Linked DNA regions of Mus musculus: all the other regions are linked to region 1. A link is a loop called in an ENCODE intact Hi-C map of the cell type or tissue named here. Cell type or tissue: left cerebral cortex. All regions are shown on one strand.

Region 1 (8,000 bases):
TATCTCAAAAAGTATAGATACAATTAACTTAATTAATGTAATATTTCTACTCTGCTTGAATTTAAAAAAGAATCTGAGGCTCTTTCCAAAGGTTCATAGTTTGGCTTTTAAATCTAGCCTGTGGAAGAATTGTGATGTCATACTAATTGGTTCATTATATTTTTGTATATATTTACGACAACATTCTTTACTCCTAATCTTTAAAAATTGTATTGTATACTAAGAAAAGGCAATATTAAGTTGACGAGGCTTTTATAGAGTAACATTATACTATACTTACAAAAAATGGGGCAAGATGTTAAATTCTGAATAAGAGGCAGACTACATGAATGGTAGCTTATTTAAACAGTTGGGGAAAGAAAAATACCACAAAGATTCAGCTGAGTCATCTGTAGTTAAAGAATAAAAGAATAAGAGCAGTGATGACTTAATCCTTTCTTTTCTCTCCCCTGCCCAAGTCAAGGATGCAGAAAGTGAAGAGCCTGTTATGTTTTGAAGAGATTGAAACAATTTCTGCTGATTAGATTGTCAAAGTCAAATGCTATATTTTATTGGTGATCCTAAGTGAGGAGAATTTAAGAAAAATGCTTAAGGCCATGGTACACTCTGTTAAACAATAGGAATCTATACTCACAGTTTGGTTCATTCTTAGATTTATATTTAGTTTTAGTCATTTTACATGATTGGACAAAACAAAACAAAACAAAAAAAGCCTAACTGTAACACAAATTGGAGGGGACTATGTACTCCCTCAATCTAATATAGGGTCTTCCTCAAAATTCTCTTTTATTTCTCTATAATATTACTTTCTCATTTTCTTTTACAGTGGTCTTGTCACATAATTTTAATTAATTTATCTTTCCTTATCTATATTCTCTCTCCATCTTCCCTACACACCCTATCTATCTATCTATCTATCTATCTATCTATCTATCTGTCTGTCTGTCTGTCTGTCTGTCTATCTATCTATCTATCTATCTATCTATCTATCTATCATCTGTCTATATGACTACACCCTGGCCTGAGACATTTGTCTTGATATCCAGCTCATCAGACAAGTGATACTTTAATTTTCACTTGCTTGCATTATGATTTACAGTATAGTTGCTTGTCATAGAAGGCCAGGCCCGCATCTTGCTGTTGCAGCCATATTTGGTCATGTCCTATATTCTCACCATTTCTGGTTAGATAGGGATCAGAGAAATTCATGGTGTGTCTCAGACTTCTTTTTGGTTAACAATTTGATGATGTCCATCCAGGAGATCTTCAACGGACCTCCCATTCACAACAACTGTCCATTTAATGACACTGATACAAACCTTTTGGCTTGTTTTCCAAGTTGAAATTCTGAAATGAACTTGCTGTTACAATCATACATACTAATTTATTTAACATGTGTAATTTATGTAACTATGTGTAATAGATCTAGGGAATAGGATGTAATGGCTAAAGTCTCAGCTGTAAGATGTAGCTAACAGTCGAGCTAGTTTGAGGCTAGAATAAAACAAAGTGATTAGCACTTTGCTTAATAAAATGTGTGTTATTACTAGTAATATTTTAATACCATTACTTGTTTTATAATCTAAATTTCTAAATTTGTAATCTAAATTTCTTTTTAAAAAAGATTTGTTTCATTTATTTTACCTGCATGTATGACTGTGTGAGAGTATCAGAACCCCTGGAACTGGAGTTACAGATAGTCGTGAGCTGCTATATGGAAGCTGGGAATTGAACTCAGGTCCTCTCAAAGAGCAGTCAGTGCTCTTAACCGCTGAGCCACCTCTCCAGTCCCCAGTAAATTTCTTTTTAAAATTTTATTTGTATATTTTGGAGTTTGGGTTATTAGTAAACAAGTCTGAACACAAGCTTCTTAAATGGTATTTGTTTGTAGCACTAGCATAAAAACATCAGTGTGTTATCTACTCCTGTTTTGCCTTCTCCTGTGTTGGGGGAGAACTTGCCAAGCCATGCCAACTGAAGAAAGTGGTGTTCTGTATCTTATAAACTTGAGTTAGACAAAATGGGTACCGAAGGAACTGACATGATTTATTGACATTATTGAAATGATTATAGAAATAAAAGAAGTTGCTTGTTTACTCAATGTGACTGTTTAAGAATTATACCGAGGGGGGAAAAAAAACAAACCAGCTATAATGGTGGTAGAGCTTGCTACTAGACGCTCTAGAATTGTCATTGAAAGTGAAGCCTCATTTAGGCAAAATGTGTATTTCTAAACGTTGCATAGAAGCATGCATAGGTTTTTTGAAGCAAACAATATGTGAAACATTATGTTTGCAATTTGTCACTAACTTTAAGTCCTGTTATTACTCTTCCGTTCTTATATAAGAACGACTGAACACAAAATGACATCATGTAAAATAGATGTCGGGGACCTTGTGTTGAAGGAGGTGGCCGACAACTGAAGCAGAGCCTGGGAAGAGGCACGTGTGGGTTCTGGAGGCTGGAGCCTCTTGCAGTTGACATCTCTGACTTCCCGGGTTCCTTTTATCACCCAGGGTAGATCCGACAGCACGAGCCATCTAGTCTCCTATGGGCGTCTCTGGCTAGATCCTGACTCCCATCTGCGGAAGCCCACATCCCGTGTTCTCCGCAGGGTCCGGAGGAGTCACCTCGGGAGCCAACTCAGCAGCCGCGAGGGCGACAGAGAGAACAGTCAGGACTCCCATTGTCACCCCAGCAGTTCTGCGGCGTCCCCTCCCCCCTGGTGGCGAGGAGAGCTTGGGACAGGGGTGCTATAGTACCCTCCTCCGCCACCCCGGGTTGTCCGTTCAACTGGTGGGGCGACCCGTCTCGCTGACTCTCCTGGAAGGCCACTGGGAGCCACTCTCCTGCCGCCGCCGCACCTGACTGCCTAACTGACCCCGGGGCTGGGCGAGCCTCCAGCTGCAGCGGCTGGCTCCGGGGCTCCAGGCGCTGCCGCACACGCCCTCCCGGCGCGGCTCCGGCCGAGTGCGACCCCCGGGGCGGGAAGGCGGGAGCGCGAGCAGCCCACACCTGGCCCGCGAGTCTGCTAGAAGTCGGGCGGCGGCCACGCGCGCTGGCCCACGCACGCGCACAGGGCTCGCGCGCACCGGCTGCCGGCCCTGGGGGCGGGACCGCGCGGCGGCGAGCGGGGCGGGGGGCTCGTGGAGCGCGCGCCCCGCACCCGAGGGCTGCGGAGAGATATTTTGGGTGGCAGGAGGCCCCTCGTCATTTCCGCCGGGCGGCTCGTCGTGCCGGGGGCTCCACTCCCGCGCGCCAGGCGAGCGAGCGGGCAAGTTGGCTGCGACCGTGCGCCGGCGCCTCTTCCTTTCCCCGCCGCGACCTCGGCGGCTCGAGCCATGCACTGAAGCCCCTCGGGACGCTCACCCCGGGCTGAGCCGCGGACGCCGCAGCTGCGGCTGCCGCCTGGGCTGGGACCTAGCCGACCCCGGCGTCTTACCCCGGCCAGCTGGCCGGCCGTCGCCGCTCCCACCGCAGCCACCTCCGACGCTCCAGCCTTGGGACCGAAACACAAAAGCCACCCTCTCCGCGCCGCCCACCGCGGGAGGCTGCGGCCGGCCACCGACCCCACCTGAGGGCGCAGCGGGCTGCGGACTTGGCTTTCTGTCCGAGCTCCGCGTCCCACGCGGCACCGACCCCGCCGCCCATGGCTCTGATAATGGAACCGGTGAGCAAATGGTCTCCGAGTCAAGTAGTGGACTGGATGAAAGGTAATGCCCTCTGTGGGGAGAGCGAGGCGACACTGGGGCGCAGGGTCCCGGTACGAGGGAGGGGTGCCCGCTAGGGCATAACACGTCCTGGGAGCTTCCAACCAACTGCTGAGGGTCCTCCCTGGGGATGGACAGGGGTCCTCTGGCTCTGGCAGGGGCCCGGGGACCCTAGACTTCTTTTGTCTTCAGCTGGAGGGGCGCGGGGAGCAAGAGGGCGGCGGGCGCCACCTGGTTGAAGCTGGAAGCAGGGCGGTGGAATCCCCGCGCAGCTTCCCCGCTTCCCGCTTCCCTCGACGCCTTCGGGTTGAGAGGACGCGGCGACCCTGTTTCCAGGCTAAGGGAGGAGCCCGTGGGACCTATTCTCGTGGCTGCCCCTTCACCAGCCCCTTTGTTCCTGGAAACCCGAGGCCCCTTCTAGGTCTCGCCCTGCCAAGTGCCTTCCCCAGCGCCAACTCTCCTGGCAACTTTTAAGCCCGCATAATGGGGTCAGGATGCAGTCGCTCCAGTTGGAAGGTGGGAACCCCCTCCTCCATGCTGGGCTGAGGATGATCGGGAAGGGAGCGAGCTACTTTAGGGTAACATGCTTCCCTTAGGGCAGCATCCAAGCTAATATATGTGGGATCCCTCCTGTGCACCCCAGCATGTCCTTTGCTTTCCTAGGTTGAGGTCTGCGGTGGCTTTAAACCTCTCGCGGCTTCTTGTTAAGGGTCCAACATTGGGTTTAAAGTGATGCGCATTCAAGTATTCTCCTTTCTTCCATATTGAAGGCTCCCCCACACACACACCCGACAATTTCTAATGACCAGTTTCAAACCTTAGCCCTCCTCCTAGACGCAAATGTGGGCTTTTTCTCTAGTCTCCTGGCTTTCCTGTCTCACTATCTCCCTCTGTTGTCTGAGTTGAGGGGCTTGTTGGGGACCTCTCCAGTCATCCCCAGACTGAACTCTGCAAAGGGGATGCTTACATTGAAATAAAAGATTCTTGGACATGCTTGGAAAATATGAGAGTTTTGCTTGAGGTCGTACCCGAGCAGGCAAACTTAAGATATTCTTCAAGCCTTATCTGTGAAAATGCCCCTTTCAAAGAGGAAGGAGCCCCTTTCCTAAGGCTTGCTTAGCAGTCAGACTTTCTAAGCTCTATATACTCAAAGATGGAAGGGATTGAAGGTAGTAGGGAGAAATAAATTCTCCCCGAATCTTTCCCCCACCATTTCGGACATTTGCCTATTCTTCTAGGGTTTCTCTTTATGTGTTTTGCTTCCTTTTCTCCCTGATTTGCCCTGTTACTTCTCACTTACTTTGATTTTCTCATCTCATATGTAAGAAAAATGCTTTGTAACTGCGAAGCACACTGTAAGTGCAAGTGAATTGAATTAAACCTAATTCATTATTTATCCACTGCCCCTTGTGTGCAGTGCATTGGTTGCCATGGGGGTTATAAAGATGACTAAGACAAAGTCTAACAGTGCCTCATCTTTTCTGCTGCTTGTTCTCTTTCCATATTTGCTATTAAAATTCCAGCTTCCTGGATTCACACACACGCGCACACACACACACACACACACACACACACACACACACACGCCTCAGGAAAATTCTGTCTTTTCAGTTTCTTAGTCATGGATGACAGAGTAGTCACAGGAAGTAAGAATGTTGAATTAAAACGCTTTCTTTGAATTTCTCTGAAAGGTGAGTTTAGTTTGGGTCTGTTGCTGCAACAACATTCAGACTTATGGTGTCTTGGCTTCATGGGATTGCCTTCTAGAAATTCCCATGATGCCTGTAATGAGCACTGCATACTCCATCTTCTTTACCTCGTACCCAGTTACATGCTTGCGGCTTCCTTTCTCTCCACTGTTTTAGGTTCCCTGAAGCAAGCACAGCATATGATGTCCTTTAAAAATCTCTCCAGTGCAAAATGTAGTTTCTTTGAACTTTGGAAAAGATTATTTCCTGTAATTTTAACTTTACATGATATTTAAGTTGAATAACTTGTTTTTTGTACCTGTTGGTGACACATTTTATAGTTACCTAAGAAGATCAGTTAGGTAACCAAGATAGAATTTACATGCCTTTGTAGAACAAAAGACTGAATAAGACTAGGAGAGTATCTGCTTTAATTATCAAGTTCAGGTCCCAGTTAGCTGCTTAGTCCTAAACTGCTTATTGTTAAATTTTCTGTGATAGTCATATACATTTCAGATCCTATCAGAAAATGAGATTTCTAAAAATAGTTGGAGGAGATGAGAATTTCCTCAACTTGCTCTTTATAGTGTTACCTTAGTTAATTTTCTCTACTATTTTTCCCAGTAAACTTTAAAAAATGACATTTAAAAGATAGTTTTTCACTTTCCTCAGTAACAGAAATGTTGGAAAGACGACTACCAATTTAGCCTATAGCTTTGAGTTGATTAGACCTTGCTTAATGATTTTTAAATATATAGTGTTATAAAGTCAGTATTAAGGCATGAACAACATTTTATTGTTTGTTTGTTTGAAAAGGGATATCATATAGTACAGATTGGCCTTGAACTTCCTGTATAGCCAGTCATGACCTAGGATTTTGGATCCTGCTTTGTCCACTACCCCAGAATTGGGATTACAGGTATAAGCCACCACTCCTGGTTTTATACAGTGGTTGGGATCGAACTCAGGGCTTCTAGCATATTATCATGTTTCCTATAAGCATCAAGTGAGCCACATCCCCAGACCCTAAAACATGAGTAAGGCTCCTGAATAGTTGTAGCATTCTAGTTCTTCAGAGTGTGTTATTTGTATGACACCTTCATCATCCTTAATATTTATAGGTTTCAGCTACAGTGAAAGTATAGCTACCTATACTGTTTTAGTAAGGCACATACTTTATTATTTCTAGACTTTTTTTATTTACCAGGTAGAAAAATGCAATTAGATCATATGATTATGATTTCATGAAATTTCTAGAAATTATATAGAGACTAAGTCCTCAAAGGATGAAATGAAGGATAAAAATAAATTTATTGGGCTTTCATAGTGTGTATTCAAGACTCGTTTAATGAAGGACCATTAATGTGGCAATTAATGATCTATTTATTGAAATATATTTGAAGGAGATACTGATATAAAATGTGTATATGATTAGCAAAGATATAAGCTGCTCATACACTCTTTGTAAATGCAACACTGTTCAGTTTTTTTGTTTGTTTTGGTTTGGTTTTTGGTTTATTTTTGCTAGCAATGTTTATTTGATATGGCACATTGTCATTGTTAGTTGCAGTAAATGTACAATACATGATCCATTTATGAGTCACTAAAATAAGGATTTCTATTCCAGATTATTTTGATAGTAGTTTTGAATATTTGGTGATAGCTCATAAACTTTTACACTAATTAAAGATTAAATATATAAATTACTTTTGGAGAAAATATACACAGCCTGTATTTTTTTTTTAGTACTTTAAACCAGCATTCAAGTGGAAAGCATGTTCAATCATCTTATAGTTTTGATAATCTTAAAACATCTTTCAAAACCAGCAAAGGCAAGTAAGTTATTGAGAAAAGTCATAGATGATAATGTAAACCAATAACTAATTTGTCACTAAGCCTATTATTCTAGAATATTATTTCTCAGTTCCTGTTTATTTGAAAATCCTGGAAATATGTCATAATCTGTGAGTCTCTAAAATATAATAAAAACCTCTGAACACTTCAGTGTTCCTCTTATTATTTTTATTATTAAATTTTCTTGTTCATCTTATACCAAATAATTCCACTCTTCCTTTCATAAGTTTTTGAGCTTAGAGACTAATGCAAACTATCCACATGATCAAGATAATTATTTTCCAGGACTATTTATTTCCCTCTGTGGCATTCTTCAATTGAGTTTTAATCTCTTTCTGGGTTAAATAAAATGACTATCATCTGCAGAGTGAAGCAGACCTACTTCTGCTGGTGTTTTTTTATGATCTCTGGGACTTAATGCTAATCAATCTTACAGAATTATGATCCCTTTAAAAAACTCTAAATTTTAAAATAGTTTTTAACCTATTCCACAATCAGCTGCTCTACTCTTTCTTGCTCATAATAATCCATTTTGTTCAAGAAGCAGTCTCTGACTTCTGATTTCTATACTAATGACTCAGCCATCTTGAGGATAGAAAATGAAATTCCTTCTTTTAGGTATTAAAAAAAAAAACCCGTAATGTTTTAAATACAGTCCCATAATGAGAGAAAGGTAGTGATTACATGTCTATTCAGTGTAAATGTGAGGCGATGTAGAAGAGACTATGTCTGAGAAGACAAATTTGGA
Region 2 (8,000 bases), 310 kb after region 1:
TCCTCATAGTCTCAATCATTTCATTCAGAGATTTTCTATATTATTTCTTACAAATGAATATAAATCTAGAACCCTCATCAGGATTTTAGAAAGAAGCGGCACTGGCAATACTGAACTGTGATTTGCCAACCTCTGACCTATAGCACTGCAGAGCACTTAAGCACTTATAGAAATTGAGTGCTTCTGTGAGTCTAAGTGATGAGTAGGTAAATCTATAGCATTGGCAGAAGTCCTCATCATTTACATGAGGATTGTCTCTTATGATATACAAAGTCTATTAAACTACTTAGGATCTGTCCTATCTGCCACCCGAAAAGCCTGCTTAGGATATGATTAAGTGTTGCACATCCCAAATTCTGGCTTCTGCACTGTCTAGCTGTGCCACATGGAGACAAAGCATGTATGTGCTCTGCCCTCCCCCCGTTTTCTCACTTATACAATGACATCATCCTTACATGCACTTTTTTATTTGAGTCTCATGTATGCTTAGAACAGAGCCTGATCATTGAAAAAAATATAACAACAATTTGTGATTAACTGTTTTACTGATTTGTAGTTTATCTGAATTTCAGTGAGAGAGCCTGGCAAAGCTTCTTACTACACATTTAAATGCTGGCTATAAAACTGGGCTGAGTGGATGGATATGCACATAGTATGTGAGGGATTCTCCAAGTGTAATCTCCAACCCACTACCAGTAGCAACAATGACCACCGTGGACAATTGTCACAAAATATACATTCCTGGACCCATTCTAGACCTGTTGAATCAGGAGCACTGAGGTTTAGCCCAGAAGTCTAAGATTCAGCAATCCTTCCAGATAATTTTAACATAAAATCTTGAGACACTGTTTGGGGAAGAAAGGAAGGCATATTTGTGCCGAGAGGACATATGTGGGGAGGGAGTAAGGAGAAAGGAGAAGATGTGAGCTTAGTACAATATTACATATGTATGAAAATGTCACAGCAAAACCCACGATTTTATATGCTAACTTAAAAATAGTTTTAATTGAAAACCATCATTCTCATCTAAGACTTTTCTTCATACTCCAAGGCCCCTGCCAAGAATGCTGTCCTTGGTGCTGCCATGGTCCCCTTTCTCCTCAAGATCTCAGTTAAAAATAGGAAAAGGCTTGCTTCTTGAATTGGCAGGCCATCCATGCAAAGTCAGCCAGGAAAAATAACTACACTATTGGATTCTAGAATCTAAACCTGCAATGATCTCGGCAGGTTGGAAAGTGTCTGCCAAAATTCACAGAGCTGTTTTGATTTTTAATGGAGACAGCTTTGTATTTCACCTAGCTCAAGTTTCTTGGCATTTTACCTCCTACATGCTCAGTAAGGCTGTCAGTAGTGAGGCTGGGCTACAGACTCTATGGCCCTAGTTCATACCATAATAATAAGGCTGCAGAATTGCAGCAGATTATGCAAAGTTGGCCTGTAGTGCAAGAGATGAGCTCCTGGTGACTACCTCTTGATATTTCAGAATTTGATCACCTAGTGAGAAAGAGAGCAAACTGAGTGGGGACTGAGCTATGAAAGTTCAGCAGGGGCAGGATTCGTTAAGGGAGTTCTAGAAACACTGTGATGTGGGTGCATTTGAAGCCCCATTGGTCTAGAGTGTTATCAGCAATTTAGGCTCATGTGTCCCTCTTCCTGCCCACCAGGGGCTCTGAAGCCAGCTGGGATGGTGAAGTGACGTGCTCTTGGCAGTGGAAGCATGTCTATAATTGGCTCATTATTGAATTGGATTTGGCACAAAATGACTCCCAGGTTCTCTGCCTCCTGACAGGTAATAAGGAGCAAGCTTTGTATATGATACTGCAGGGAATCTAAGATACCTTTCTTGTCTGCTGGTGATGATGGAAATCTTTCCAGAAGAGCTCACTTATAGAATGGTGATTTAGGACATTCTGAAGTAAAGCTTTCCCCAAACCGATTGTTTTCTACCTAGTACTTCTGATATTAAGACATTCAGCCTAATTCCCATGATTCTCTCTCTCTCTCTCTCTCTCTCTCTCTGTGTGTGTGTGTGTGTGTGTGTGTGTGTGTGTGTGTGTGTGTGTGTGTGATTCAGCCTAATTCCCATGATTCTGGATGTTCTCTCTCTCTCTCTCTCTCTCTCTCTCTGTGTGTGTGTGTGTGTGTGTTGCTTTGGTGTTTGCATGTGAATACTGTGCTGAAGTACGATTTTCCATTGTTTTACCTATGTGTATGTTTGTGAGTAAATACATCACACTTCACCATGCAGCAGTTAGAAGGCAACTTTAGGGGATTGGTTCTCTCCTACCATATAAGTCCTGGGGACTGATCTCAAATTATCAGGCTTGGTGGTGAGTGTCTTTATCCACTGAGCCATCTTGCTGGCACAATTATAATTATTTATTTACTAAGCATCGGGGTATGTAGCTCAGTGATGGAGCACTGGCATTCATAAAAGACCTGGGTTTGGTCACCAGCACAAGACACGGGATGCAAGAAAACACTAAATATGGGCAGAAATTAATTTCTTTTTAAATACATCTGTCGTGATACATTATTGGTAGAAAAAAAAGATTATTACCCCTATTGCATATGAACTTAAATAGATGTACTTCATAACCAGGCTTAAAATTATCTTTCTCTGACAGGAAATGACAACACATCCCACAATCTTCCACCCTGTGAAGTTGGAAGTCACATAGGCATGAATTGCAAATCCAACTCCTGTCTAACTGATCTTCCAGCACTGATGAAGCAGAATGAACATGGAAATACTTTTGAATTCTCAAAATCAAGTCTGGAGGCTTGATAATGTTATTCCTACTGCTACATCCTAGTTAAAAGATGTGATTTAGAGTTGTTTTTTTTTTAAATAAATCCCTAACAAACCTCTTTTTCTTTACTGCCTGCTTATGATGCCCCTTTAAGCAGCCACTTCACAAAGTCTGTAGGTTCCCATATTATTTAATTAGCACCTGCATTTGTTCGTGACAGCCTGCCTGTTTCCCTCTTACTGCAAAAGAGACATTGCTCAATTCCCAAAGTAAGTAATGAAGGGAGTGGGGAAGGGATGAGGCAGGGAGGAAGGGAGAATGGGAGACAGGGAGGAAGGGAGGCAGGGAGGGAAAAGTGGAGGGAAGGAGGGAGAGAAAGAGAGAACCCTCCTGTAGGGCACTAGTTGGGTGTGAGTGGTGCCTTAAGATTAGGGCACGCTGTAATGTTGTTCAGAGAGACATAGTTCTCAATTTATTCCCTGGACCAGGCTTCTACATAGTCCTTGCATGAAATAGGCGAGATACCTTTGTCTACCAAGCCCCCCCCCCCCAAAAAAAAGGTTCAAAAAGTGGTATAGGAAACATCTTGACTTTTCTTTAACCTCAGAGAAATAGTAGCTCGATCTCTAAATGTTTCTTAACACTGACCATATTCGGGGGTGGGGGGATCCAAAAATTACAAACCATTTACTAGTTGAAAATGGGCAAAAGAGGAGAAAAGTCCCTTGAAGTTTTCAATACAAAACGAAAGTGCTCTGGTGAAACTCTGGTAATGCCCTCTGGAGCTTTGAAAAACTGCCACCGAGCAGGCTTTGAAAACTTGAGCTGCAGCGCCTCCTCCAGGAGAAAGAGGGTACTTGCAGACTGGAAATCTTCTTACCAAGGGCAGAGGCTCTGGCAAAGCAAAGTAGGAGGAGCCAAAGAAAAAGCAGGTCCTCTGAGATCCTCGGGAGCCTCTGGGTGAGCTCAGATTAGTCACAGATAATTAGTGCCTTTTCACGTTCAGCACACTTTCTTCCAGATCTCTACAGAAATAGGCTGAGCTACTCTTTAGAGGGCACTTTATTTAAAAGCGAAACAGTTTCCAGCTTTGGAAGCAAGGGGAAGGGTGTAGGGACAGCAAAAGGAATGAACGCTTTCGCAGTGTTTGATTGTCTTAAGTGTCCCATCTAAAACACCTCACTGCCCTTAGGGTTCCACCGCTTACATTTGCATTCTGCTCAGAGTTATGGAATCTCAGGAGAGCATTAAGTGGAAACTGAGTCCAAGTGTGTACCAGAACATGTATCATCTAGTGGTTTCTCTCAGATGGCAAATTCTGTGTCAGGAAGCCTGTCCACACCATCTCGTGCAATCACAACTGACTGCTCTAATCACCCCCATACACTCCTTGCTGAGTCACACTCGGAACCTTGTTTCTTCATTTTCCGTGTGAGCAAATGTCCCTTCTCATATCCACACCCAACTACTCTGAGTTCTCGACATTTACTTCTTGTGTAGTCATGTATGGCACAATAGGTGCACACATACTTTAAAATTGTCCTGATTAAGCGTGGTTCCTAGTGCTAATATGCATCTTGAAGGAAAAAGCTAATCCAGTCAGGGTATATTCTACTTAGCCCATGTAGAAAATGATTAAGAAATGAAAATGGATTCTGAATAAATGGGATGTATGAACACTTGGCATTTAGTAAAAATGCTTGGCACATTTTTAGGAATTGTCTTTGGAACTAAAGGCCAGGCACCTTTTGTACTATTTGAGAGTCAGGCTAGAGCTAGGTCATAGGGGCTGGCCAAGAATTTCGTAGTCCCTGCTGTATCATGTCAGGGCGGGTTTTCCATGGTGTAAGGAAGTTATCACTGACCCTCCAACAGAAGGCTGCCAGTGACTTTCTGGCAACAGGGCATGCTTGCTTTCTGCTGTTTTTCAGCACTCAAGAGGAATTGTTGTGAGCTGCCTTGGTGCCACCTGCCTAGATGAAAGAGACTCTAATTTGTCAACTGCTTAATAGAAAATTCACTCAGTGGGAAGCCAATTGACCATCCCTGCCTGGGATTAAACCAGCTACCACCTCACCATCTGCATAAAGATATAAACCAGAGCATGTGGATTAATGAGTTCACAGGCAGGGGACACTGGCAAGGGAGCACAAAGGAAATCTGCAAGTCTTGATTTGTTCCTAGTGATGCCTTCTTCTCAAACCCCACAGCATGTGTGGGGAGTTGAAACGAGCAGCGTTGTCACGATGCAGCCAAGTCTGATTAGACAGCCCAGAATTCACTTTCCTGGTTTTCTGCGTGGGCTGCACACAGCGTGAGAGGGGGAATGAGAGAAAAGGCTTCATGGCTGGAAGACAGCTACACTTGAGAACAACACAGCCCTGCCTGACAAGCCTTCGCTCATCCTGGGAGCAAAGGTGGACTCTGCAGAGGCCTGGCTTTTCTCAGCAGCAGCTAGGTTGACCCTGACCAGGGCCCTCACCATGTCCTGTGGTCATAATCTTGTTCTACTCTGTCTCCTCTCCTTCCCTGCACTTCTTTTTCTTTCATTTACATTTTATAGTCATTAACCATTTCCTTTTCTTAAGACCTTTAAGGGACAGCAATTTCTTGTGTTCTCATACAATATTTCACATATTAAACTATGAGTCAGGCTACGTGCCCTGATCCCCTGTACCTGATCATCTCTGAACCCGGAGGGGGTGTCCTTCACAGTTACTAGCTGCTGACTGACTGAATGAATGGGTAAACATTCAAACAAAGAAACAAAGAAGCCAGCACATGAGAATAGTGGCTCAATACCCTCCTTGGTGGGATGGAAGTTTCTGCATTCTTGTAGCCTTTGCTTGTTTCACTCAGAGCTGGCACAGAAAAATATTTGAAAGGACTATGGTTGACTAAAAGGACATTTTTAAAAGGATGATGCAGCAGGTGGCCATGGTTCACAGGACTGGGTAAATAGTATTGCAGATGCTGGAGTGACTTACAAGCAGGGTGACTCTAGTGCAACCGAATAACCATTCTTAGCATTTACTGGGCTATAAATGAATAAGCCATCCCTTGTGGTTGACACAAGTGGTAAGGGAAATATGAATGTGGAACACAGAATGCTCCATCAGTCATTCCCAAGCATATAACAGATGGGACTGCTCAGGGTGGTGAAGAAATTATAATGGTGCTCTTGGTTACTTATATTTGCTACTAGTACGTACCATTGAGTTTAAAAGTTTGCAGAACTGCTGAGATAATTGTATAACCCAGGTAGATATATTAGATATATTCTAAATATCTAATTTGCTAATGGATAAAAATTTTATCTGACTGCCTTATTTCCACAAAGTTAATTATGGTAAAAAAAAAAAAAACTATACCTGTTAGGTAGTTAATTCCTATGCCTTTTTTCTTTAGCATTTTAATTTCTATAAAGTGCAGTGAAGAGACTGCTTGGATGTGACATTAATCTCTCAAGCAGAAAATTGGGTTTATTCTTTGCTAGCACTACTAACATTTAGGACTGGATAATTCTTTGTGTAGGGTGCTCTTCTGGAAATTATGGGATGTTTATCAATATCCTTGTCTTCTTGCTCACCCTGTACACCAATTTGTCTAGACATTGCCAAATGTCTCTAGAGCACACACACACACACACCCTATATCCTAGGTCATAAAACACTGAGAAAAGCTTTCCACAATATTGAAAGCAAAGCATGTGCCAGTCGTGACCGTCCTTTGGTCCAGGAAAAGTTACATACCAATGTATACAAATTTGCAGAATTGGGTCCTGAGCCAACTGTTTCTATGCAGGTTGTAAATATGTCCTAGCACAAAAGTTTTATGAGACAACAAAAGAACTGAATGAAACTCTGAAACCTCGATGTAGTTAAGAAACATTGAAGAAACTGTCCTCCCAACCAAGTGAAGAAGGCAAAAGGAGGTTACCAATACAAAGAAAGGCAGCTTCACTAAAAGTTAGAAAACCACCTCCAACCATTTCCTCTAGAGAAAGAGAATAGAACCTATGTAATTGGGTCAAAACAGGGAACACATCAGAACTGAGGGGGGGAAAGTGCCCAGCAAATCACAGAGAAGACATTGGGAGAAGCTTTTTGGTTTTGTTTTCCTTTTTACATATAGTTCTTTATAAACCAATAAATCGGTCCTCTGTCTTCTGTACAGGGAATAGCTTCTGAAATCGTGATAAGTCAGACTCTGAAAAATAAATCATCTTAGTCCTGCAGGCTGCAAAGCAACATAAAAACAATCACTCTTACAATAAACTGTATGGCAGAAAAAGCAAGATGCAAAACTGTAGAAATGCTATGAATGATAGTATGTCAGCAGAAGAGGCTGAAAGAACCGGCTCTCATTGTGTGAGGCACTGCCTAGCCTGGGCATTGTGCTTACATACACTTCTTCTAGAAGCACCCCCCACCCCCAGCCTTCAAAGGTACCACAATCAGGGTATGCTATTTTCTGCTTATTATGAATAAACAAAATAGAGACGCTGAACCCAAAGTTGCAAAGGTAGAAGGAACTGAGACCATAGCTTAATGACCCCAAATCTTCCTATTGTTAACAACTTCCTGTAGGATACCTCATATTTATACGCGGGGAATAAGAGGAAATAAGTCAAAGTATGATACTAAGAAAGAAAATTATTTGGGGCAATTACTTTTAATTTCTGAGTTTCTGTTTCAGTAGTTTCTTAGGGGGGGTGTTTTATTTAGTTGGTTTTTTTGTTCTAGGTTTTAAGGCAAGATTACACTCTTTAGCCCAAGCTAACCTGGAGATCACAATAATCGCCTATCCCCCAGCCTCCCAAGTGTTGATATTATAGGAATGAGCCCTCTTGCTTTGCTTTAGGGTGTATATAAATTGAATTTAAACTTAATATTCTTTGTCATTTCACAAGAATGTTTCCATTCACAAATTAATATTAATCATATTACCCAAATACAGAGCCATCATTTATTTGGTTATTGTTTTGAGATCTTCTCTTCCAACCATAAATATCTACATGAAAGTACTCTCTATGAGTTCTGATTTCATTGCATCTCATAGGTTTCAGTAAGCTGGAGATTTTTCTCATTATTCTGAAAATACTTTCTAATTTTTCTTGTGACATTTTTGTTGACTCATTAGTTATTTTGGAATGTGTTATTGGAGTTCCACAAGTTTGTGAATTTCTAAACTGTCCTCTGTTACTGAGTCATAATTTTGAATAAATTTGATTTATTATATATGACT
Region 3 (8,000 bases), 500 kb before region 1:
AAGCAGAGAGAGGGCCGTGCAATACAGGGACTATGAAGGGAGAAGGGGAACAGATAATGTGACAGAGAGTGTTGAGTTGAGTGGGAAGGCAGGGTAGAGGAAGGGTAACAGAGAGGGATAACTAATATTAAAAGATTTACAGAAGCCACATAGAAGCTTATTATTGTAGACGCTTCCAAAATATATACATATATTAAAAAAGAATTTAAATAGAGTTAACTTTTACAAGAAGTTAAACCTTTCCCAGATGTCATTGGCTATCAATCAAAAAGCCCAGTTCCAGATGTAGATTACTTCCCTTCTATTTGTTGGTCCATGAGCTTGCATAGATCTTCTTTAAACAATCCAAGGTATTGATTACCTTTCAGAACTTGATGATGTGACCCCCATTGCTGAAGATATCACATAGTATTAAAGTACAGCTTACTTATCTTTAAGTACTATTACATTAATACTTAAGTATTATACTAATATTTAAGGATTATACTAGTACAATTCTCAGTCTTCATTGAAGAAGCTCCTTATTTGCAGGATGGAAATGAATACAAACTTCTAAATGGTCAACATGCAAGGAATAAGAGAATGTAGGATGCTAGCACATGCACATATATATCAGATTTCCTCCATTCAAAGTCAAGAATAATCATGGAAGAGGGGGCAGAAAGCTTATAAGGTGGTGAATAACTACAAGGAAACAGAGTTTTCCAGGTACCTCATGGAAGCTGCATAGAGGAACTAAAATCAACTGTGACATCATGCAGAAGACTTGCATAAGATCAAGCCATCCAGAGTCCCAGCATGGATATGGGGAGTATTATCTGAGGAAATTTTCTTAGAGAGATATGGCACATGAAAAAATATCGATTTACTCCAGAAAGAGAACCCATAGCAGATCAAACTTCACTTAGTGAACCAATATGTTTTTATTGGAGTTACTAACAGGTGCGTGAATGAAGGATTTACTTACAGGAGCAGGGGTGGTAACCCAAAGCAGAAAGCCCATCACCATCACCATCACCATCACCATCACCATCACCATCACCATCACCATCACCATCACCAGAAAGCCCATCCCAACAGGGGTAATTCTTCATGAAAGCTGAAACCCTGAAGCTTTCTGCACTGTTTGTAGATAACTCAACAAGTCCTCAAGATCTGTCTGAAACTCAGCTAGCCAATCTCCTTCCCCAGTTCTTTCCACCTAGAAAACTGAGGAGAAGCCTTACAGACTTTCTGGTTTTATGGTTTTATGTTTTCCTAGACGTAACATTTCATTTTCCTCCTGAATCTCATAAACATCCTTCTGCTTCCTTAAGGGGTTCATTAATTTGGAGGAAACTGCTATACAACAGGGAGAGACTCATGAAGTCTAACCCTTAGTGAGGAGGGTGTTAGTATTTGATGGCTGCTGGGGGGATGGAGTCAGTATCTTTAAGGATGCAAGCCCTGATAAGGTTGCCTATACTCCAATAGATGGCCCTACATCTGTGCACATATAGGCAGTACTAAGAGAACTCTGAATTTAAAGAGTATATGAAGTTGGAGGGAGGAAGTGAGGGATGGAAGAAGAGTTGTAGGAGAAGGTAGATTTGATCCAAACATATTGTATTCATGTATGAAACAAATAATACATTTAAAGGCAAAATGAAAACACAAGAAAAATATGGAAAGCATATATAATACATACATATGTATGAATATCAGTGAAATATATAAAATAGGTACAGCTACAACTAAGATATTGCTGTCACAAAGTCAAGGGTTTTAATATGAAGTCCATTATTTAAATCATACTCAATTTTCTTATTAGCTATAGGAAATAGCTAATAAGAAAATTAGCTATATTCCCTTTATCATTTGGGAAGAAGGTGGGCTGAGTGTTTCATTATCATTATTTCTGGTAACAATATTAAGAAACAATTGTAACATTTGTCCTAAGTTTTGCCAAAGAAAGAATAGAATACATTTTAGCTATGATTGTATAGTAAGGATAATAGTAAAAATGCTACCAAATTAATCTACAGGCTCAGTTTGGACATGCTTGAGATTGACTTACAATAGAATATATGATACATAACAGATAAAATGCACCCCATATATTCATATTCCTCTTGGAAGAATAACAAGTTTGTTGTTTCATTATGTGATGTTTGAATGAAGATGAGGACATGGATACTCCTAGGTATGGTTAAGGAGAAAGATTTCATTGTAGATAGAATGGAGAATACAGCCAAAGGCATCTGGAAGAGTTCAGAGTAGGGAGAAAAGTACACTAAACATGATCAGCAGACTGAGCTGGATCATAAGAGGAGAGAGAGGGAGAGCAAGAGGGTAAGGGAAGAGAGAAAGACAAAAGAAGAGCAAGAAAGCATGTGGCCCTAATAGCAGGGTTATAGAGGAAAGAGAAGGAAGCTGGGGGAAGGGAAATGCAGTCCTATGTTGGAGAGGCTTAGGTTTAGGGGAGGAGGAGGGTTGTTGAGAACTGCACATAGGAGCTGCAAGTACTGAGTGAGCCTAGAGGCCAAGCAGATACTCTGGCCTGCTAGTTGGGCACCACAATTAGCCATTTGTTCTGAGATTCTTTGGGACGTGACATTATTATTGTACATGAAGTCCCATTGAATGATGGAGTAATTTTCAGGATAAGTCATCAATTCATCTATTTTAGGTCGAAGTCAAATTTTGTAATGATGAAGGTAATCTTAACAAGGGGACATTTGGGGTTTTTGGCTTCTGGAATGCATAAACTAATTATGGGATAGGATTTTCACAGTGCTTAAAAATAAGAATTAGAACATTGTGCATTTAAAATACAGAACCTGCCCAAACTGTGTACTTTAAGGAATGGCCCCAAAACAAGAAGCTGCCATGGATGGAAGGAGTTACAGAGACAAAGTTCAGAGCTGAGATGAAAGGAAGTACCATCCAGAGACTGCCCCACTACGGGATCCATCCCATATACAACCACCAAATGCAGACACCATTGCATATGCCAGAAAGATTTTGCTGAAAGGACCCTGATATAGCTGTCTCTTGTGAGGCTATTCCAGTGCCTGGCAAATACAGAAGTGGATGCTTACAGTCATCTATTGGCTGGAACACAGGGCCCCTAAAGAAGGACCTAGAGAAAGTACCCAAGGAGCTGAAGGGGTCTGCAACCCTATAGGAGGAACAACAATATGAACTAACCAGTACCCCCAGAGCGTGACTCTAGCTGCATATGTAGCAGAAGATGGCTTAGTGGGCCATCATTGGGAAGAGAGGCCCCTTGGTATTGTAAACTTTATATGCCCCAGTACAGGGGAACGCCAGGGCCAAGAAGTGGGAGTGGGAGGGTAGGGGAGCAAGGTGTGGGGAGGGCATAGGGGACTTTCAGGATAGCATTTGAAATGTAAAGGAAGAAAATATCTAATAAAAAATTGAAAAAAGAAGGAAGGAAGGAAGGAAGGAAGGAAGGAAGGAAGGAAGGAAGGAAGGGAAAAGAAAAGAAAAGAAAAGAAAAGAAAAGAAAAGAAAAGAAAAGAAAAGAAAAGAAAAAAAAAGAAAAAAAAGAAGCTGCCATGGAACTATGTTGTACTTTCTTTCTTTTGATTGAATGTATTAAATATTGAAAATATAATCTGAAACATAGGGTCTAGTACTGGATCTCTGTTATATATGCTCACTATAAATGAATTAAAAATTCTCAGCAACTTAAATGTATTAAAGCAAACTGAATCAGATACTTTGTTAGAAGAGAAACCCTGAATTGGAGTGTCCAATTTCTTCTGTTCCTTTGTCTTTTCTTTCTTCAAAAATTGAGATAGGGTCTCTCTATAGCTTAAACTGATCTTGAACTTGTGATTCTCCTACCTCATCTTCCTGAAAGCTGAGATTATAGATGTCTAAAACCATGCACAGCTCAATTAAAGCCTCTTAAACCTTTCAAACCACCAGAATTTTAAGAGCTTTCTATAATCAGAGAAGGCCATTTCTCTTGTTACAATTTATACTTTTAAACAAAGCGAGGAGCTTGTTATTTCTTCCTTTAAAGTTAGGAAAGTCTCTCTCTCTCTCTCTCTCTCTCTCTCTCCCTTCCCCCTCTATCCTTTTCCCTCTCTCTCCCTTTACCTTTCTCTCTCCCCTTCCCTCCCTCTTTCCCTCCCTCCTTCCCTCCTTCCCTCCCTCTCTCCCTCCCTCCCTCCCCTTCTCGAGCCCTCCCTCCCCCCTCTCTTACCTTTTCTACTTGCTTCCTACCCACTCTATTTCCCCAACAATTTAAATATTTCCATGATCCCCAGAAAGCACAAAGAGTGGACACCCAGCCCTACTTCCCTCACATGACTCATCCTAAAAGCTGTTTGCCAAATGAATCTTTGCTTTTTGTTTCAGACTTCGTGCAGGGGCATCCAGAGCCCTGCACAACAATGCCTGTTCTAGCTCTACACCCACTCCGTCCCGCCTAGCATCCTACTCTCTATTCAAAACCAAGCCAGAAGGAAAACAAGGGATTTGTCCCCAACAGTTTGCAAACCAGTCATGCTTTTGCAACATATGTAGGGCTAGCATTCAGCAATCTGGAACTCATGAAGCCAGTTCCTTAGTCTTTCAGCAAATATGCTTGCAACCTTTAAGGACGTTTGGGATTTGCAGCTTCTGGAATACATAGACTAATGATGGGATAGGTCTTTCACAGTGCTTATAAATGAAGAATTAGACAATGTTCATGTTTCTAGGCAGTAGATTGTAGCCCCATTTAGAGATATTTTATAGACATCCCCCATCCAAGCTTTCCCAAGGAAGCTCAATTTGGCTTTGTTTTGAGCAGAATTGTGTAATGCCTGCTTAACAATGGAAGTTGAAATACAGTGAGGGTTTGAGACAAAGCATTATATCTAGATTTGCCTATTGTCCAGTGGGACACTTGCTAGAAAAAAGTACTCTGATAAGTAAACTCCATAGCTGTAAGGTGGCTAAGAGCCAGCAGTTGGTATTCCCTGCCTGATATGATAACCATGGAGGAAAAGGGAGCTAGCAGACATCTGAGATGTAGCAAAGAGGAATCCAGGACGAACAACCTTCTGAAATTCAGGCAGGACTGCAGTTACCATTGGCTCAAACTCTAGGCATATAGCAAGACCCTTGGTCTGCTCAATTTTTTATTTGCTTTGGACAGTTGGAAGGCTGTCATGCACAGTTGAAATATTTTGCATTTGGACCTCAAGAGGACCTGCACTTCTGTTTCGGACCCCTTGGACTATTGTTGCCACTAAAACTAGCTCAACTTAGCCTCCTGAAAGAAGGCAAGTTTATGTCTCACTAGCCCCACACATCTAGAGCCAGAAAACCTACTGGAGAATAAACACATAGCTGACTGAAAGTTGACTGTAGCCAAGGACATCTAGAAATTCTCTTGTCAACTCTAATTATGAGATAAAGTTCAATGTATTGTTTTAAGCTATTGAGGTACCATGAAAATTTACTTACCTCATGCCTGACACAGTAAAAGCCCAGTGATGACCAATGCTAATATAAAAAATATTGACATATTACATGAGACCTGGAGTCAAATGAGACTGATAGGTGTATGTTGTCCGGTTTTAACATGTTAGACAGTGCTGGTTATACAGTGTTTTGGGTCTTTTTATATCTCTAGAAAGATTTATTTATTTTTAATTTTTACATTTGAATGTTTTGTCTGTGTGTACATATGTGCATGCCTTGTGTGCCTGGTGTCCATGGATGCTAGAAGAGGGTGAAATATCACCTTGAACTGGGGTATTGAATGGCGATGAGCCATCATGTGGATTCTGTGAACTGAACACAGGCCCATGGGACAAGCAGGAAGTATTCTCTTCCTCCAAACCATCTCTCCAAGCCCCTGTGCAGGTTAAAAAAAGTTATCTAGCACCATTTGAAATGTAGAGATTTTTCATAGGACCAACAAACCAGGTTTCCTTGCCTGGGCAATAGTTAAAAGATTTGAGGAATTTCTGGTCAATTAAAATGGGGAAGGTGCTCCCAAATGCCCCAGGTTCTGCTCCTCCCTATAGTTTATAAGACGGAATTATTCACTCAACAAATATTGTCAATTACTCATATGTACCAGGTATTATTCTATCATCTGAGGATACAGAGACAAACAAGAAAACAAAGCTCCTACTTTCCTATGGAGTTCGCAAGTGTGTGACAGCTGTGAACTGATGGGGGTTGCATAGAGGCTGGGAAACAAGCCATATCTCTACATATTTTCATTTTGTTATAGGAAGCCAAAAATAAAAATCATTTTGTTCATTATTTATAAAAGTAGGACAGTTAGAGAGGAAAATGGAAGGACAATTCATTTGGAGAATGATAGATAACTGGCTTGTTGAGAAGGGTGTGGTGACCTCATCAAAATGTAGAGCAGGGCTACTTAACTGAGGCTCAAGACTAGGTAATTCATTCATGTGGAGAAGGGGCTATCCTGTGCATTGTATGATGTTTAGTTGCATTTATGGTCTCTATTAATTGGATGCCAGTAGCACTTTTCCATTGTGATAGCCAAAAAAAAAAAAAAAAAAGCATAGCTATTGCTGAGTGACCCAAAAGATGTGACTGGACATAGTAGAGACTCAGTGACAGCATTGAAGTATAAGATAATGTAAAAATAAATAAATAAAACTGCAGAAGAAGAGGTTTTTATTTGTCATTTGTAACAATTGGGATAAAGCTAGTTGCTGTGACAAATGAACTTCAAGCTATAATACAGAAAATTATCTTTTATTTGCCTGAAGTAATTGTTATCTTAGAGGCAATCTGACTCTGTCTGCTATCCTAGGTCTAGTCCTGGAAGCATCTAGCCTCCATATGATTTAATCTAAGCCTAGAATGTTTTCAGCCTCTGAGACTTACTTCTGAATAAGCTTACCCTTTCTAGTTCTTTCTGAATTCTTGCTGAATGGTTCAACTCAACTGTTCTGGCCCAAACGCCTCTCCAAGCTAACTGATTCAAACTGACTTTTCTCAGTTTCTGAAGTTTTGCTTTGCTTGGTCTCAAACTAACTCTGGCAATGTGTTCTAATGTTCTGGTTCCCTTTCATTCTGTCTTCACCTGCAACTTGTGTTTGTAAAACTACTCGTTAAAACTGCCTTCACTGTGTGTGTGTGTGTCTGTGTCTCTGTGTCTCTGTGTCTGTCTCTCTCTGCCTCTGTCCCTGTCTCTCTCTGTGTCTCTGTCTGTCTGTCTGTCTGTACTGCTCTTAAATAGACTCTTTCCTGTGCTGTTCTTATGAGAGTTAGGTGTATCCTATCTTTGATCATTCTGTTAAAACTCTGATTCATCACTTTGTCCACCCCTCAATTACACATCACCGAACAACATGGCTGCTTCTCTCTACAAACTAGCTTTTCCTACATTGTTAGGGATTAAAGGTATGTGTACTTAGAGCATGTTTGTATTCTTGCCAGAGCAGCCATGTTGCTCAATTAAAATTCATCTGCATCTTCCTTCTTTCTGTTCAAGCTAAAAATTGTACATTGTTTAACTTTTAGGATATAAACAATACCACGAATTTAACAGTCCTAATGTCCTTATGAAGATATGTTGATCATTCATAACTGCAATCCTGATCATCTGTCCTTCAGCAAATATCCATTTCATCATCAAGCTTTGCCAGTCTGCCAGTCTGGTGAATGGTCTGTTATTTTCAGAAAGTTTGTTGAGCTATCCCCATGAGGGAAGGGGGGAAATCAGCATTCAGTGTCATCTGTGTTGCTGTCTTTCTTTGTCACTTCCTTCCTTGAGTTATACTTTTTATGTGGAAGCCTCTCTTAGTTGGATTGGTTCTTTATCAATTTTGATGAAAGACATAATCTTTCATCACCTGTGGAAATATAGACAAAACTTTCTCCCCAACTGACTTTCATTCTGATGTTCAAACATCTTTAAAGTATACAAGTTGAACAAGAAAATCAAGAAGAGAGAAGACCAACGTGTGGATACTTCATTCCTCCTTAGAAAAGGGAACAAAATACCCATG

What was found. Peaks named below come from ENCODE experiments on the same cell type or tissue, not always from the same donor. Only the 100,000 strongest peaks of a DNase experiment are listed, where the experiment ranks them.
Region 2: a loop joins it to region 1, with 6 times the contacts of the local background. A loop is called at or near these places in 5 of 42 quality-filtered maps.
Region 3: a loop joins it to region 1, with 2.2 times the contacts of the local background. A loop is called at or near these places in 2 of 42 quality-filtered maps.

Annotation. Positions count from the first base shown.
Region 1 is chrX:158,038,490-158,046,489 of GRCm38, reverse strand. Cnksr2 (connector enhancer of kinase suppressor of Ras 2) reads left to right here and starts at 3,293. Exons shown (of 22, transcript NM_177751.3): 1 at 3,293-3,713. The coding sequence starts at 3,650. In left cerebral cortex, CTCF peaks have their summits at 2,751 (motif pointing left), 3,945 and 4,599; DNase peaks (open chromatin) are centred at 3,088, 3,685, 3,954, 4,402 and 1 more place; H3K4me3 peaks cover 5,552 bases; H3K27ac peaks cover 4,427 bases.
Region 2 is chrX:157,727,743-157,735,742 of GRCm38, reverse strand. All of the region lies in intron 4 of Smpx (small muscle protein, X-linked), which reads right to left. Among named protein-coding and RNA genes, the nearest start is that of Gm15169, 28 kb to the left of the region's middle. In left cerebral cortex, a CTCF peak has its summit at 3,591; DNase peaks (open chromatin) are centred at 3,603, 4,112, 5,028, 5,556 and 2 more places; H3K4me3 peaks cover 188 bases; H3K27ac peaks cover 2,607 bases.
Region 3 is chrX:158,540,672-158,548,671 of GRCm38, reverse strand. No RefSeq gene overlaps it. Among named protein-coding and RNA genes, the nearest start is that of Cnksr2, 500 kb to the right of the region's middle. In left cerebral cortex, no CTCF peak of the experiment used is centred here; a DNase peak (open chromatin) is centred at 4,437; H3K27ac peaks cover 514 bases.